2 separate regions of the Homo sapiens genome follow, and region 2 is linked to region 1. Evidence: read pairs that join two places in POLR2A ChIA-PET (ENCODE). Cell type or tissue: CD4-positive, alpha-beta T cell. All regions are shown on one strand. Links, peaks and the distances in the headings refer to the core of each region. The heading gives the core; the rest is flanking DNA.

Region 1 (7,597 bases), core at 1,573-5,572:
GCCCAGGCTGGAGTGCAGTGGCGAGATCTTGGCTCACTGCAAGCTCCGCCTCCTGGGTTCACGCCATTCTCCTGCCTTAGCCTCCCGAGTAGCTGGAACTACAGGCGTCCGCCATCACGCCCGGCTAACTTTTTTTTGTATTTTTTAGTAGAGACGGGGTTTCACCATGTTAGCCAGGCGATCTCCTGACCTCACGATCCGCCCGCCTTGGCCTTCCAAAGTGCTGGGATTACAGGCATGAGCCACCGTGCCCAGCCTCCATGAACATTTTTACAACCAATCCCCTTGGTAAATTATTGCTTTAAACTTAAGAGAATCTTTTTTTTTTTTTTTTAAATAGCATTGTTGCCCAGGCTGGTCTTGAACTCCTGGGCTCAAGTGATCCGCCTGCCTCGGTCTCTCAAAAGTGCTGGGATTATAGGGGTGAGCCACCGCCCAAGACCTAAACTTAAGAGAATCTTTTAATCAGTTCGTATGTTCAACTTACTTCAGGTTTTTATAAAGACTGCCACAGACTAAACAATTTTCTTTTTCTGTTTTGCAGTTTCACTATTAAAGGATTTAAAACATGCAAATATAGTAACCTTACATGACATTGTTCACACAGATAAATCCTTGACTTTGGTGTTTGAGTATCTGGTAAGCATCTCATAAAAATTCAGTATTTAACTTTACTTTAGAAAAACATAGTAAATTGGACTTTTAGTTTGTTTTTTATTTTTCTTTAAACTGCAGCTGTGCTTAGCTAAATTGGACTTTTTAACAGCCCAAGAGACTTTATTATTTAGTTATCAGTTTTTCATTAAATTATGTGTATGGTGCATCCAGTATCTTTTCTTGAAAAACAACTAATTTTGAAAAACACTATTAAGTGAACCAGTCACAACATTCTGAAAATGGTGTATCACATAGCAGAGTGCTGTGTTTTTCCAGGATAAAGACCTGAAACAGTACATGGATGACTGTGGAAACATCATGAGTATGCACAACGTAAAGGTATGTTTTCTTGCGTGTGTAATTTTTAAATTTTGTTTAAAGCATAGGTGAACCATTATATAATGAAATGTACCAGCCTCATAACTCTTCTTCAGGGTTTTCTGTTTGGCCTTTTAAATAGGTTATTGTCCTCTGAACGTGCAATATTTACCCAGAACTTCTGTTTACTACACTATAGCTTTCTTAGGATCAGACCTTTTTGTAGAACCACTTCATTCTTTTGACATTTCACATTACAACTGATTGTCCTAATATAGAATATATGTACAGGTGTATTCTGCTTTAAAAAAAAAATTCAAAATAAACACGAATGATGGGTGCATTCTGTGAAAGGCCTTCTTTAAATAGTGAACTCCCCAAATAAATGGTATTTAATTGTAAAACAACAACTTTTCAGAACTAATGAATAAGGCCAGAACATGCAGGTTTTATGAACACTATGCTGGAAATACCAATCTGTACTGTCAGGAAGAAGAGTAAGATAATTGGTGTGTTTTCTTACAACAACATATTTAAAAATTTAATGCTAAAAATGTTTGCCATAAAATCAGTGCCAGATGATACCCAAAAGTTATTAACTGAGTAACAGCATCCAGCATAGTTTGTATTCTTACAGTAGGTTTCTTTGACCTGAGTAGTGTATCCAAATTTAGCAAAGATTTATTTATCCAAACTTAGTCAACAATATGTAAGAACCTATTCTGAAAATAGGCTGTCGCAGCTGTGTGCTTCAGACATTTCTAATTCTGTAGGTAGTAATTTTAAACTTACATTTTAAAAAAATATTAAGTTTGGTGGTTATAAAGGAGAGCCAGTTTCTGTTACTAAAAGACAGCTCAGAACATATGGATAACACATTGCTAAGGATTTTTAAAAAGGGCTTTAAATGTACTTCCATATATATTCTGTCAGGGTTGTTTTCATCTTATTTTACATCTTTTGTTTGCAAAGTGTTATAACTGTCATTTTGTATTTTTTTGGTTTTAATTTTGTTTTTCCTGCTTTTTTTATTGGCAATAATTTGAAAATAAAACAAGGTCCTTGATGATAATTTCACAAATGTTGAGACGTTTATTTCTTTAATGCCAGGTTTACATGATTAGCTTAAGTTGGAAAGCGTTTTATTATTTATTTGTTTAAATGGCCTTTATACTTTCAAAATACAAAGTGTAACAAGAATTCATTTAAATAGTAATTTTAGAGTTTTAAAAACATAATTATGTAGACTGGAGAGACTCTGGCACAGAGAATTCATTCAGGCATACCGTTGACCTGCTGCCTTGGCTGCCTCAGTGTTCGGATGCCCTGTTTTTCACCTACAGATGAACTGAGGGGAAACTCTTGAATCCTCTGTACTTGAGGTTCTTTTTGTTAACCCCAGAGAATCAAAGGTCTTATGTGTTCCGTAACCCTCTTTCTACCAAAATGTACAGCAAAAACTCTACCATTAGCCTTATAGGAATTACTTTTTTCAGAGTCATTCAGAACACTACGGTGCTAATGCCCCTTTGTGAATCACAGTAGATTTTGAAGGCTAAGTAGGAGGTGCTGAAAGTAAAGTACCCAAGAGATGGGTGATAGAAGCTGGTTTAGGTTAGTTTTATAGTAAGTAATTTGCCAGAGCTATGCAGCAGCTTTCTCTTTGATACCTCAGACTTTTCATAAAATCGCCAATTCCAGTGCCTTATTTTAAAGACACTGCCCCAGATCAGAGTTTTTGTTTTTGTTTTTTTTCAAGGAGAGATGGGTGGGAGGGGGGTTGGTTGGTTGTTTTGCCAGAATTTTATAATTAAACTATGTAAACCTTAGTAGGCCTGTAAGTTTATGAGGATATGTTTTTTTTTTTAAGTCATTTTCCACAGTAAATCAACTGTTACTGCTAGGAGGAAGTTACTTTTTAAAAAATATTTCCATAGATACTGTTAGACTAAAAGAAATAGGTAGATGCTTCAAATAGAATAATAAACTATTAAATTCAGAAAGCCACTATATATAAAAGGAAAAAGACATTGTACTTAAGTATGCAATTACTTTCTTTTTCCTGTTACAATGTTCTAGGCCAGCTGCTTTTCTGCTTACCATCATTTATGCTTATACTAAAGCATGTCTCATCTTTAAGACTAATTTTTATTTATTTGTTTCTGTAGCTGTTTCTGTACCAAATTCTACGTGGTTTGGCATATTGCCATAGAAGAAAGGTATTGCATCGAGACTTGAAACCACAGAACCTCCTCATTAATGAGAAAGGAGAATTAAAGCTAGCAGATTTTGGTATGGAATGTATGAGATATTTATTAGTACTTCCAGGTTCTAAAGTGTAATGGTTAAAAGATCAACCACTGTCATAATGTGCCATTGCTTTTATGTGGGTTTGGAAATTTTCTCGGTAGCCCACAGAATAAGATATTTGACAGAACTTTGGTTGGTGATTTATGTTGGTTATTAGCAGCAAATTCTAAAATGCACAGGCTGTTCTTGGGTGTGGACAAAGACCCCTAGGGCTCCTGAGACCCTTGTAGGAGGCCTCTAAATGTAAATATATTACCAAAATTGTACCATCTGTTATTTGCCTATTTCACTGTGTTAATATTTGCAATGATGGTCCCAAAATAATAATGCATAAAACTATACATCAAAGTAGTGGCACCAAAATATATCTTTTTTTTTTTTTTTTTTTTTTTTTTTGAAGACAGCATTTTGCTGTTAAAGCCCAGGCTGGAGTGCAGTGGTGTGATCTTGACTCACTGCAACCTCTGCCTCCCAGGTTCAAGTGACTCTCCTGCCTCAGCCTCCCAAGTAGCTGGGATTACAGGCATGCGCCACCATGCCTGGCTAATTTTGTATTTTTAGCGTGACCACCATGTTGGTCAGGCTGATCTCGAACTCCTGACCTCAGGTGGTCCACTCGCCTCGGCCTCCCAAAGTGCTGAGATTACAGGCATGAGCCACCATGCCCAGGCCGTCATTGTATTCTTTACCACTACACTTACGTAAAGGGAAAACTGTCAGTTACACTTACATGATGAAGCAATAAAATTTATTAATTATATTTAATTTCCATCCTTGACTACATTTCTTTTTAATATTTTATGTGATAAAATGGGAAGTGTACATAAAACTCATTTGCTGCACACAGAAATAATGTGGTTACTTCTCAGGGAAAAGTGCTCATGTGATTATTTGAGTGCACATTGAACTAGCCCTGTTATTTGAGGGGACACCATTTTTACTTAAATGACTGACAGACAAACTGTGGTTATTCAGACTTAGGTGTTTGGCAGACATTTTCCTGAAAGTGAATGAAGGAAGCCTATCATTTCAAGGAAAAGAACTGTCAGTATTTCTTGCCAATAATAAAATTCAAGTTTTCAAGCAAAAATTAGAGTTTGGAAATTTGGATCTGCTTTGAGTTTGATGGCTTTTCAATACTTAGAGACTTTTCTGATGAGATCGATGTTGATGTTAACAAACACGATTTTTCAATATGCTGAAAAAGTGTATAAACATTTGGAATGTATAACCCAGGGATCCACTGTTTTCCAAATGGCTAATGCATGATATTACAGAATCATGCATGGATAAAAGACCCATTTAAAGTACAAGGTCAATGAATTTTAGTGCAACAAAAGCATGAGAAGTTCATCGTTATAGGTTTTGTTAACACATAGCTTTTAAGAGACCACTTACTTTCTAGTTCTGATGTAGTGTCAAATAAGACTATTCACATTTATCAGAAAAGGCTATTAAAATGCCCCTCCTCTTTCAACCTCATATCTGTGTGAGATTTGATTTCCTTCATATATGTATGTTGTGATATGTATATTTGATCTATTTTGATACATATTGTGATATGTATCAAAGCAACATATCACGACACACAGAATGCAAAAACAGATGTGGAATCCAGTTGTCTTCTATTGAAATAGACTTTAGGCCAGACACAGTGGCTCAGGGGTGTAATCCCAGCACTTATGAGGCTGAGGTGAGAGGATCACTTGAAGCCGGGAGTTTAAGACCAGCCTGGGCAACATAGCAAGACCCCATCTCTACAAAAACAAGACTTAAAAGAGATTTACAAAAATGTGAAAGAAGGCCATTCTTCTTACTGTTTTGTTTTTATAAAAAAAATGTTTTTCATAAAAATGTCATACATGCTGCATATAAAGGGTGGTGTTTTTAAAGAGAAAATAATATTTTAAAATTTGCTAAGTTTTAATTTCTAATGTGGCAAATATCAGTAAATATATCCACAAAAATAAAAGCTCTTTAGGTCTTTGATAATTTTCAAGAGTATAAAATGGGTCTTGAGAACAATGAGTTTAGAAGCAACTACTGAAAGGCGTTCCCTTAATATACCTGCCACCATTACTCTGTATTTATTATATGCTCAGTAATTTAATTGTAGCTATTTATCTATTTTTTTTTTAGCTAATCTGGTTTTAAGGGAATTGAAAGTAAAATTAAATGCTCTTTTTGCTTCTAGAAAGTAAACTTTTTCATATTGAAGGAACTTTGTAGAGCAGCTTTGAATTTTTTGTATTCCGCATTCTGAGAGTTTGAATACTCTTAGAGAACTTAGTTTTTAAAAACCCATGCAGTTTTCCATAACTAAATTCATAATTTTTTTTCATAAATGATTATGGTAGTTTTTTGGTTGTTTGTTTTGAGACAGGGTCTTGCTCTGTCACCCTGGCTGAAGTCTAGTGGTGCAATCTCAGCTCACTACAACCTTCGCCTTCTGGGTTCAAGCGATTCTGGTGCCTCAGCCTCCCAAATAGCTGCAATTACAGGGGTGCCCACCACGCCCAGCTAATTTTTGTATTTTTAGTAGAGATGGGGTTTCACCATGTTGTTCAGGCTGGTCTCGAACTCCTGGCCTCAAGCAATCTGCCTGCCTTGGCCTCCCAAAATGCTGGGATTACAGGTGTGAGCCATCACACCTGGCTTTGATTATGGTAGTTTTATGTTTGGAGTATTTCATTAAATTTAATAAATATGAGTGTTTCAAGTATTACTCTTCACTGTCATTAAATGGTGAGTTTATTCTGGAAATTCCTATACTTTTGCTCGTTTAATACTTTGCCATTTGAAGAGTAAATTACTTTTTGCATTTCCTTCCTTAAAAAGGAAATGTGTGGGTTACCTGTGTTTGAATAACAAATTATATGCTATTTACATATGCTTTCATAAAGTCTCTTCTTGGGCATAGTTTATGTTGTTATTTCCCTTATAATAATTGTTACTCTCTCTCTCTTTTTTCTTTCTCTTTCCTTCCCCCAGCCACTATTTCCTTTTCACTCTTTTTCCTTCTCCTTCTCTTTGTTTGCTAACCTGCATGTAATGCTCTTTATTCCCAATCCCAAAATGAATGGCAGTGAAGAGAAATACTTCAGGATGCTAAGGCGGGTGGATCAGATGAGGTCAGGAGTTCAAAACCAGCCTGACCAACATGGTGAAACCCTGTCTCTACTCAAAATAGAAAAGTTAGCTGGGCATTGTGGCGGACACCTGTAATCCCAGCTATTTGGGAAGTTTAGGCAGGAGAATTGCTTGAACCCGGGAGGCGGAGGTTGCAGTGAGCCAAGATCATGCCACTGCATGACAGAGCGAGACTTCATCTCAAAAAAAAAAAAAAAAAAAAGCAAAAGGAATGTCAAGGACTATAAAAAATTTACCTTTGGCTGGGTGCGGTTGCTGACACCTGTAATCCCAGCACTTTGGAAGGCCCAGCAGGCAGATTGCTTGAGCTCAGGAGTTCAAGACCAGTCTGGGCAATATGGCAAAAACCTGCCTCTATAAAAAATTTCAAAATTAGCCAGGTGTGGCGGTGTGCACCTCTAGTCCCAGCCAGTTGGGAGGCTGAGATGGTAGGATCAGTTGTGCCCGGGAGGTTGAGGCTTCAGCGAGTCATGATCAAGCCATTTCATTCTAGCCTGGTTGACAGAACAAGACCCTGTCTCAAAAAGAGGAAGAAAAAAACAACAACTACTTTTATCAGGGAATACTCTGAGTGCTTTAAATTTTGCTTCCAACCTCTACAATGCAAGCCAGGCAAATTTTACCCACAAGGCAACAAGAAATTCTGATTATTCCATGAGATAGTATATTCAATTCTGTCTCTATTTCTTCCTTTTTTTTTTTTTTTTTGGTTGCATAGTAAATATGACTTCTTGTGAAGGAGGGTCATATAACTTTGAGTATTTATACTATAAGTTGTTCTCTGTCCCTCTGAAAATTCTACCCTTTTCCCACGATCAGTGAAAATCAGAAGTCTAGGAACTAGTGATATAGACAGATATTTTCACTAATGATAGAAAATGGCTTATATAATAATACCATATCACATTTAATTAATTTTGTTTAGGAGAGATTGTTTCATTTCATTCCAACCAGTATTGAAATTCTAATTGTGAACTAGAAGGCCATGTACACAAACACCATAGTTCGGAATCCTCTCAGGAGTGGGAGAGTAGGATACTGAGGAAACTATAACTGGTAATTTGCCTTGATATGGTATGTTACAGGATAAGCACGTTTGCAGCCCTGTCCTTTGCCTTCCTATAACCCACTTTTAATATCAAGAAGAGAGGTCAGAAAGCTA
Region 2 (7,597 bases), core at 1,212-5,211, 200 kb before region 1:
ACAATTACTGAGAATATAAGGATAATAACTCTTTTTTTTTTTTTTTGAGACAGAGTCTCATTCTGTCATCCAGGGTGGAGTGCAGTGGCATGATCTCGGCACACTGGCAACCTCCACCTCCTGGGTTCAAGAGATTCTCATGCCTCAGCCTCCTGAGTAGCTGGGATTACAGGCACACACCACCACGCCCGGCTAATTTTTGTATTTTTTAGTAGAGACAGAGTTTTGCCATGTTGGCCAGGCTGATCTTGAACTCCTGACTGCAGGTGATCTGCCTGCCTCAGCCTCCCAGAGTGCTGGGATTACAGGCGTAAGCCACTGCACCAGGCCAAGGATAATAACTCTTGAATCCTTTCAATACTAAATATTTATTGAATGTTTATTATGTCCCAACCCCCAGGCTAAGTGCCAGAAATACAGCAATGAAAAAGAAACACATCCAAAGTCACCAGGGAGCTTACATCCTAATGAGACAGACAATACACAAGAAAACAAATCGATTAAAAAATATAAACCTATGAGTGAATCTGCATTCGATAGGAAAGGCCACTCTAAGGAGGTGACAACTGAGCTGAGGCCTGAAAAAAGGAGCCAGATTTTTGAAAAGCTTGGGGAAGAACATTCAGACAACAAAGATGGCAAATATAAAGGCTCTGGGGTGAGAAACAGTAGGACCTGTTTCTCTGGAAAGTCCTGAGAGAGAAGTGAGGGATGAGCTGAGCTCAGAAAGGCAGGCAGGGTCAACACCTCAGCCCCTGGAGAGTATCAGAATTCTTAAGTTTATTCCAAAAGCAATGGGAAGCAATAGAAAGACTTTAGATAAGATTTGTAAAGATCATCCTGACTGCTAGGTGAAGGATAGATTGGAGACAGAGTGGCTGCAGGGAAAATGTGAAATGGTGGTGGTTTGGACTGGAACGCTGGTAGTGGAGATGGGGAGATGAAGTTCAAAGATAAAAACCATTTAAATATAAATGTATAAGCCGGGCAAGGTGGCTCATGCCTGTAACCTCAGCAATCTTGGAGGCCAAGGCGGGTGGATCACCTGAGGTCAGGAGTTTGAGACCAGCCTGGCCAACATGGCGAAACCCCATCTCTACTAAAAATACAAAAATTAGCCGGGCGTGGTAGCAGGCACCTGTAGTCCCAGCTACTCAGAAGGCTGAGGCACAAGAATCGCTTAAACCTGGGAGGCAGAGGTTGCAGTAAGCTGAGATCGCAGCAGTACACTCCAGCCTGGGGTACAGAGTGAGACTCCCTATCAATAAATAAATAAATAAAGCATATAGAGTAGGTATATAATGGGCTTTCCTTGGTCAATTCTTGGTTCTCATCTTACTTGGCCAGTCAGCAGAATTTGCCACAGTTGATCATTCCTTTCTTCCTGAAATACTTTCTCTACCTGCTTCTAGTACACCAGGCACTTAATGGTTTTCCACTGGCCCCTCCTCCTTAGTCTCTGTTGGTTTCTTCTTATTGCCTCTCCCTGTCCATGCTGGAGCATCCCAGGGCTCAATCCTTGGACTCTTCCCTTCTCCATTTACACACACACTCCCTTAGCTATTCATCAAGTGTCATCATTTAAATATCATATGAATCCCAAATGTATATCTCATCTGACTTCCAGATTCAAATGTCCAACTACCTACATAGTAGCTCCACCTGGATGCTGAATCACATCTCAATTTTTATAAAAGTAAACTCTTGATCTCCCTCCCTCTTGCTCTTCCCACAATACAATTCCACCCCAGGTCTTTCCCATCTGCCATTCTCCCTGTGTGACCTACTTTTTGCACAAAAATCCTCATCAATTGCTCCCATATCTTTCTCATCTTTCTCAAAAGCAACTTTTCCTGACCTTCCCTAACCAGGCTTCTCACCACCCCATTTAAAATTGCAACACTCAGGCCAGGCGCAGTAGCTCATGCCTGTAATCCAATACTTTGGGAGGTCAAGGTGGGAGGATCCCTTGAGCCCCCAAGTTCAAGGTTTCAGTGAGCCAGGATTGAGCCACTGCACAACAGCCTGTGCAAGAGTGAGACCCTGTCTCAAAAAAAAAAGATAAAATTGCAACATTCATCTCATATCCTCCAACACCATTCCCTGTTCTATTTTTCTCCCTAGCAGTCATCTCCTTGTAAGATTATTTACTTACATATTTGTTTAGTGGTTGTTTATACCCACAAAAACATATGCTCTATAAGGACATGGATTCTTATATGTTTTGTTAACTTGATGTTTTCCTAGTTCCTTGAACAGCACTTGATATACAGTATGTGCTCAATAAATAGTTGTTATATGCATAAATAAAAAATATTTTATTTTATTTATTTATTATTATTATTTTTTGAGAAGGAGTCTTGCTCTGTCGCCCAGGCTGGAGTGTAGTGGCGCGATCCCAGCTCACTGCAACCTCTGCCTCCCGGGTTCAAGCAATTCTCCTGCCTCAGCCTCCTGAGTAGCTGGGAGTACAGGCATGTGCCACCATGCCCAGCTAATTTTCGTATTTTGTATTCATGTATAAATTTTTGGCTCGCTCAAGGGTTTCACAACTTTCCATGTTATGAGTATATAAATTTGTATATGGAGAAAAAGGAATAACTTCGAGGTAGCTCAGGTTCATGAAGCTAGCTCTTGATACAATGAAGTATGTCATCCTGTGAACATGTGCACTTTAATTCCTTCTTATATTGCTATTAGGATTACAGTGACTTTTTCTTAATTTTGCTATTCATTCTGCGCAACTGTTTGCCTTTTTGGGAGTTCTATCACCATGTTATTACTGCAAACTGCGAACTCTTTTTAAGGTTCTTTCCTGCTTATGTTACCATCTTTCTTTTCTGGTCAAATAACAAATGGTGAGTTATGAAACATTTCTGTGTAGATTTTTATTTTGACCTGAGCAGGAAGCCAAGATATAACAGCTCCCAGGAATTAAGGATTGTTAAGAGCGACGAGTCTCCACTTCTTAAACTTTGTCTCTCCTGGGCCCTTCAGCCAGCCCCTGCGTCCGCAACGCTGAACCATCTCTGGGGCCACCACCTGCATCCTCCAGCCCTTTCCAGGGGTCCCTCCTCTGGCCGGCGCCCTCCCCAGTGCCCCGCCAGCGCTTACCAACGCCGGCGGAATTCGTGCTTCTCTTCCTCCGTGGTGGCTAAAGCCTTCTTTTTCCTCATAAAGCCTAACAACTCCTGGATCTCCTTCTCACAAGAGGCCAGGAGCGGGTTTTTCGCGTCCAGCGGCCCATAAAACACGGCTAGGGGCAATGAGTCCTCGGGGCAGGTCCACTGAAGCAGCGAGCTCCGGGAGCTCCCCTTCGACTCTGGGGGCGACCTCGAAGTCGCGGTGGAGGTCGGCGGCAGTTCTGGCAGAGACCCCGAGGTGGTAGAGTCGTCTGACGGAGAGCTCGAGGGGGAGCCCTGCGCCGCCATATTGACGCGCCCCGGCCCGCCTGGAGTATGTGTACACGCGGTTGCCTGGCGACGGTCTCGTGGCAACCGGGCATCCCGCGCGCATTCCGAGAAACACAGCGGCCCCTGGAGGGCAGAGCGAGAAAGAACCAGGTCCAGAAAACAATGATGCTCCTGAGGGCGTTGCCTGGTTGTGCGCTGGCACCGCTGTATGAAATGCGAACAGAGAATGTTCTGAGCAGAGCGCTGGCGAATATTAGAGCCAAAAATTTAAGGTCACAAATCCAGACTATACTCTTTATCCATGTTGGCCACTTAATAACGATAATGATGACGACCATGACCATTAACGTGTGTCAGGCATTAAGCATTTGAAACATGTACTTTCATTTATCTCATTTAATCATCATAACTACTTTACAACTTAGGATACTATTAGTATATCCATCTCACAGTTTAGGAAACCAAAGCTCAAGGAGGTTAAGTCATTTGACAAAAGTCAGCGTACAACCGTAGTGTCAGCGACCAGGTCCTCCAAAGGGAACTTGTGACTCCAAAGCCTGTGCTCAAAATGAATAGGCTGTATTGATCACTCCCCAAAACAAAGCTTATTAATCAAATTGAAATTAGAGAAATATCTGACAAGCAGTTTAAGAATCAAATACAGTTGGCCCTCCAAATCTCGGGTTCTTCATCTGTGGATTCAAGCAACTCCAGATTGTAAATATTCAGAACAAAATTAGAAATAACAATACAACAATAAAAATAACACAAAATACAACTATTTACATGGCATTTATACTGTATTAGGTATTACTAGTTATCTAGAGATGATTTAAAACATCCTGAAGGATGTGCACAAATTATATGCAAATACTACAGCATTTCATATCAGAGGCTTGAGCATCCACAGATTTTGGTATCTGCGGGTGTCATGGAACTAGTCCCCCACAGATAGCCAGGGAGTACTGAATATGCAGCTGATCCATTCTCTTTCCTCTATTTGTACCTTGAGGTCTGTAACTGTGGACATGATGTCTATGCCTCTAATAATTATGATTACATCTATTTATGCACATTCCAGCCTTACTTTAATTATCTCTGTATTCTAAATTAATGTGCATTTTGCTCAACCTTAACCATAGGACATTAATACATACTAGTGGCCTGAAGTGTTAACTCTCAAAATACTTTGCATTTTAAACAGGGCTTTTAGGAGACTTTACTTCTGATGGGGAAACTACAGACCTCCAGGGAAATACTTGGGGAGTTTATTCTTAGCCTGTGTATTATAGGCAAAAGTCAGAGTTAAATTTATTAAAGTATGAGTATTGAGAAAATGGAGAACCTTCTTTTCTATAAATTATGCAACACAATAAATTATCTAAGAGAAGAACCAGAAATATTTGGTGGCTTAGAAAAATCAGTCTTTAACCCTGAAAATTGTTACCAGTTCTATCACACTTAAATAAAGACAGTGACCCTAACACCCTGTGAACCCAATTTTCCATTTCAGACTAAGAAGCTTATTGGACCACAGCCTGATATCTTTCAAGTCTGACCTAATTTTATGCAGGCTCTGTGGGCCTGTGCTAATTTGTGAGGCTGGCCTAATATGTCATGTCTACTGTACCCTAATATTCTTTGAAGGAAAATAATTTTGCTCATCGGCACAGTTAATTATAGCCAGAGAAACTTCCTGGCAAGCAGTGAGACGCAATGACACCTCACTGTAGGAGTCCAATTCTCTAATCAGGATGTAGATATCATCCTTTGATCAACAAAGATTTTATCTTGTTCTCTAAGTGAACAACAAAAATTGTAAGGCTTTAAAGAATGTAGTCCTAGAGAAATAATCACTGGGCATTTACAAAAATATTAATAGACATTTTTAAAAGTCGGCTTGGTAAATTCTCTTTTTTCTCATCTTTTTCTTGCTCTAACATGGCAGACTTGTCCATTGCAGATCAAAAACTGGTGTAATTTGCCACTGAGTGCTATCTATTATATTGATGAAAGTGAAACAGCAGGATAAAATTAATTAAAGTGGTCACAGAAAAGGAAAGAAAAAAATAAAAGACAAAGTGGTGTTTTTCCTTCTAATCTGGCTACTGTCACAAACAAACTTTATCATAGGGCAGACACTTGTATTTCAAAGTCACTGGTAAAAGAAAATGTGACTAAGCAAATTCAAATACCTGAATTATGAAACATTGCATCTTAGTCACTTTCCCCCTTGCACACACTAAAGCTAACAATGCTTAACTTGCAGTAGTTTTTGGAAGCTTGTCTGAATATTTAAATGGGTGTTATATTCTGAATCATCATTATGATAAGATGGAAGTTTACATTTTATTTAGTTTAAATTAAATTGGCTGGGTGTCGTGGCTCACGCCTGTAATCCCAGCACTTCAGGAGGCTCAGGTGGGCGAATCACTTGACGTCAGGAGTTCGAGACCAGCCTAGCCAACATGTTGAAATCCCGTCTCTACTGAAAACACAAATATTAGCTGGGCGTGGTGTCGGACACCTGTAATCCCAGCTACTCAGGAGACTGAAGCAGGAGAATCGCCTGAACCCGGGAGGTGGAGGTTGCAGTGAGCCGAGATCATGCCACTTCACTCCAGCCTTAGCGACAGAGCTAGACCCCATCTCAAAATAAATAAATAAATAAATAAATAAATAAATAAATAAATAATAAAAATAAAATAAATAAATTGAATTTGAGGCATTTTTAACATTTTAGAGGTGTTATCTTCCTTGTAATTAGATGCAGCCATTATAATATCTTTCTCTTTCCTTGTCACTTTGCTTTATTCTTCTCACTGTAATGAAAGAATGGAGCTGTGCAACTACTGTGTCTGACAAGCCTAAGTACTGTAAATAGCTTCCTTATAAATAATGTAAATTGCTATTTCTTATAATTAACATCTTCGCAGGCTGCAGGGAAGCTTTTTGCCCATTCGAAAGTCTTTTTTATCTAAAGCTACTGACTGTTAAAGAATATGCAAGGTTAGTGCTCTTTCAATTCTCAATTTAGTTGTTAATCATTTGGACTATCCCAAATAGATACAATATATATGATCTACCTAATATGTAGACTTTTTAAAACTTCTTCATCCATTTATTCAGATAAATGCAACCATTTTGTTAGTGTCCATACAAGGCATAGATGAACCCATACATTCCCTACAGGAAGCAGATAACACAAACTCAAATAATCATAATTAAAAGGCATGCTATGGATTAGCTGGACATGGTGGCATGTGCCTGTAATCCCTGCTACTTAGGAGGCTGAGGCAGGAGAATCACTTGATCCCAGGAGGCGAGGTTGCAGTGAGCCGAGATCGCGCCACTGCACCCCAGGCTGGGTGACAAAGTGAGACTCCATCTCAAAGAAAAAAAAAAAAAAGGAAAAGAAAAAGAAAGAAAGAGAGAAAAGAAAGAAAGAAAGAAAGAAAGAAAGAAAGAAAGAAAGAAAGAAAGAAAGAAAAGAAAAGAGAAAAGAAAGGAAAGGAAAGGAAAAGAAAAGAAAAGAAAAAAGAAAAGAAAAGGCATGCTGTGGAATGTGCTGTGAGAAAGGTTTTAAGAAATGTGGGACCGCCAGGTGTGGTCACTCACGCCTGTGATCTCAATACTTTGGGAGGCCGAGGTGGGTGGATTGCTTGAGGCCAGGAGTTTGAGACCAGCCTGGGCAACACAGTGAGACCCTGTCTCTGATTTTTAAAAAAAATTTTTTTAATTAGCCTGGCATGGTCACATGCACCTGAAATCCCAGCTACTCAAGAGGCTGAGGCAGAAAGATCACTTGAGCCAGGAGTTTGAGGCTGCAGTGAGCTATAATCACCCCACTGTATTCCAGTCTGAGCTACAGAGCAAGATCTTTTCTCAAAAAAAAGAGAGAGGAGGGGAGGGGCAGGGGAGGGGAGGGCAAGGGGGAAGGAAGACTGTGGGAGTTCTAAGATGAATCTCGGAACTGGAAAGAGAACAGAGAATTCTAGAGGAGATGATGTTTTAGCCCCAGACCGTAAATGCCTCTCACTCACAGAAAGACCCTTGCAACAAGCATTTACCTTCTTCCCATGGTAACCTAGCACCCAAATCTGGCACCTGGCACAGAGTACAGCTCAATACATCTTTGTTGGAATGAGCAAATGAAGAAAAAGAAAAAAAAAGATGAAGAGCAT

Evidence for each region. ChIA-PET counts read pairs that join two places held together with the same protein. Peaks named below come from ENCODE experiments on the same cell type or tissue, not always from the same donor. Only the 100,000 strongest peaks of a DNase experiment are listed, where the experiment ranks them.
Region 2: POLR2A ChIA-PET joins it to region 1 with 6 read pairs; 2 of 35 experiments call an interaction of 5 or more read pairs at or near these places.

What each region holds. Positions count from the first base shown.
Region 1 is chr12:96,290,669-96,298,265 of GRCh38, reverse strand. It overlaps CDK17 (cyclin dependent kinase 17), which reads left to right. Exons shown (of 17, transcript NM_002595.5): 8 at 545-639; 9 at 934-996; 10 at 3,144-3,267. Among named protein-coding and RNA genes, the nearest start is that of ELK3, 100 kb to the right of the region's middle. In CD4-positive, alpha-beta T cell, for the core only: no CTCF peak of the experiment used is centred there; a DNase peak (open chromatin) is centred at 3,245; H3K27ac peaks cover 753 bases.
Region 2 is chr12:96,485,444-96,493,040 of GRCh38, reverse strand. It overlaps CFAP54 (cilia and flagella associated protein 54), which reads right to left and starts at 3,464. Exons shown (of 68, transcript NM_001306084.2): 1 at 3,115-3,464. The coding sequence starts at 3,431. RefSeq lists enhancers at 3,216-3,425, 7,500-7,597 and a silencer at 3,316-3,610. In CD4-positive, alpha-beta T cell, for the core only: a CTCF peak has its summit at 3,553; a DNase peak (open chromatin) is centred at 3,500; H3K4me3 peaks cover 995 bases.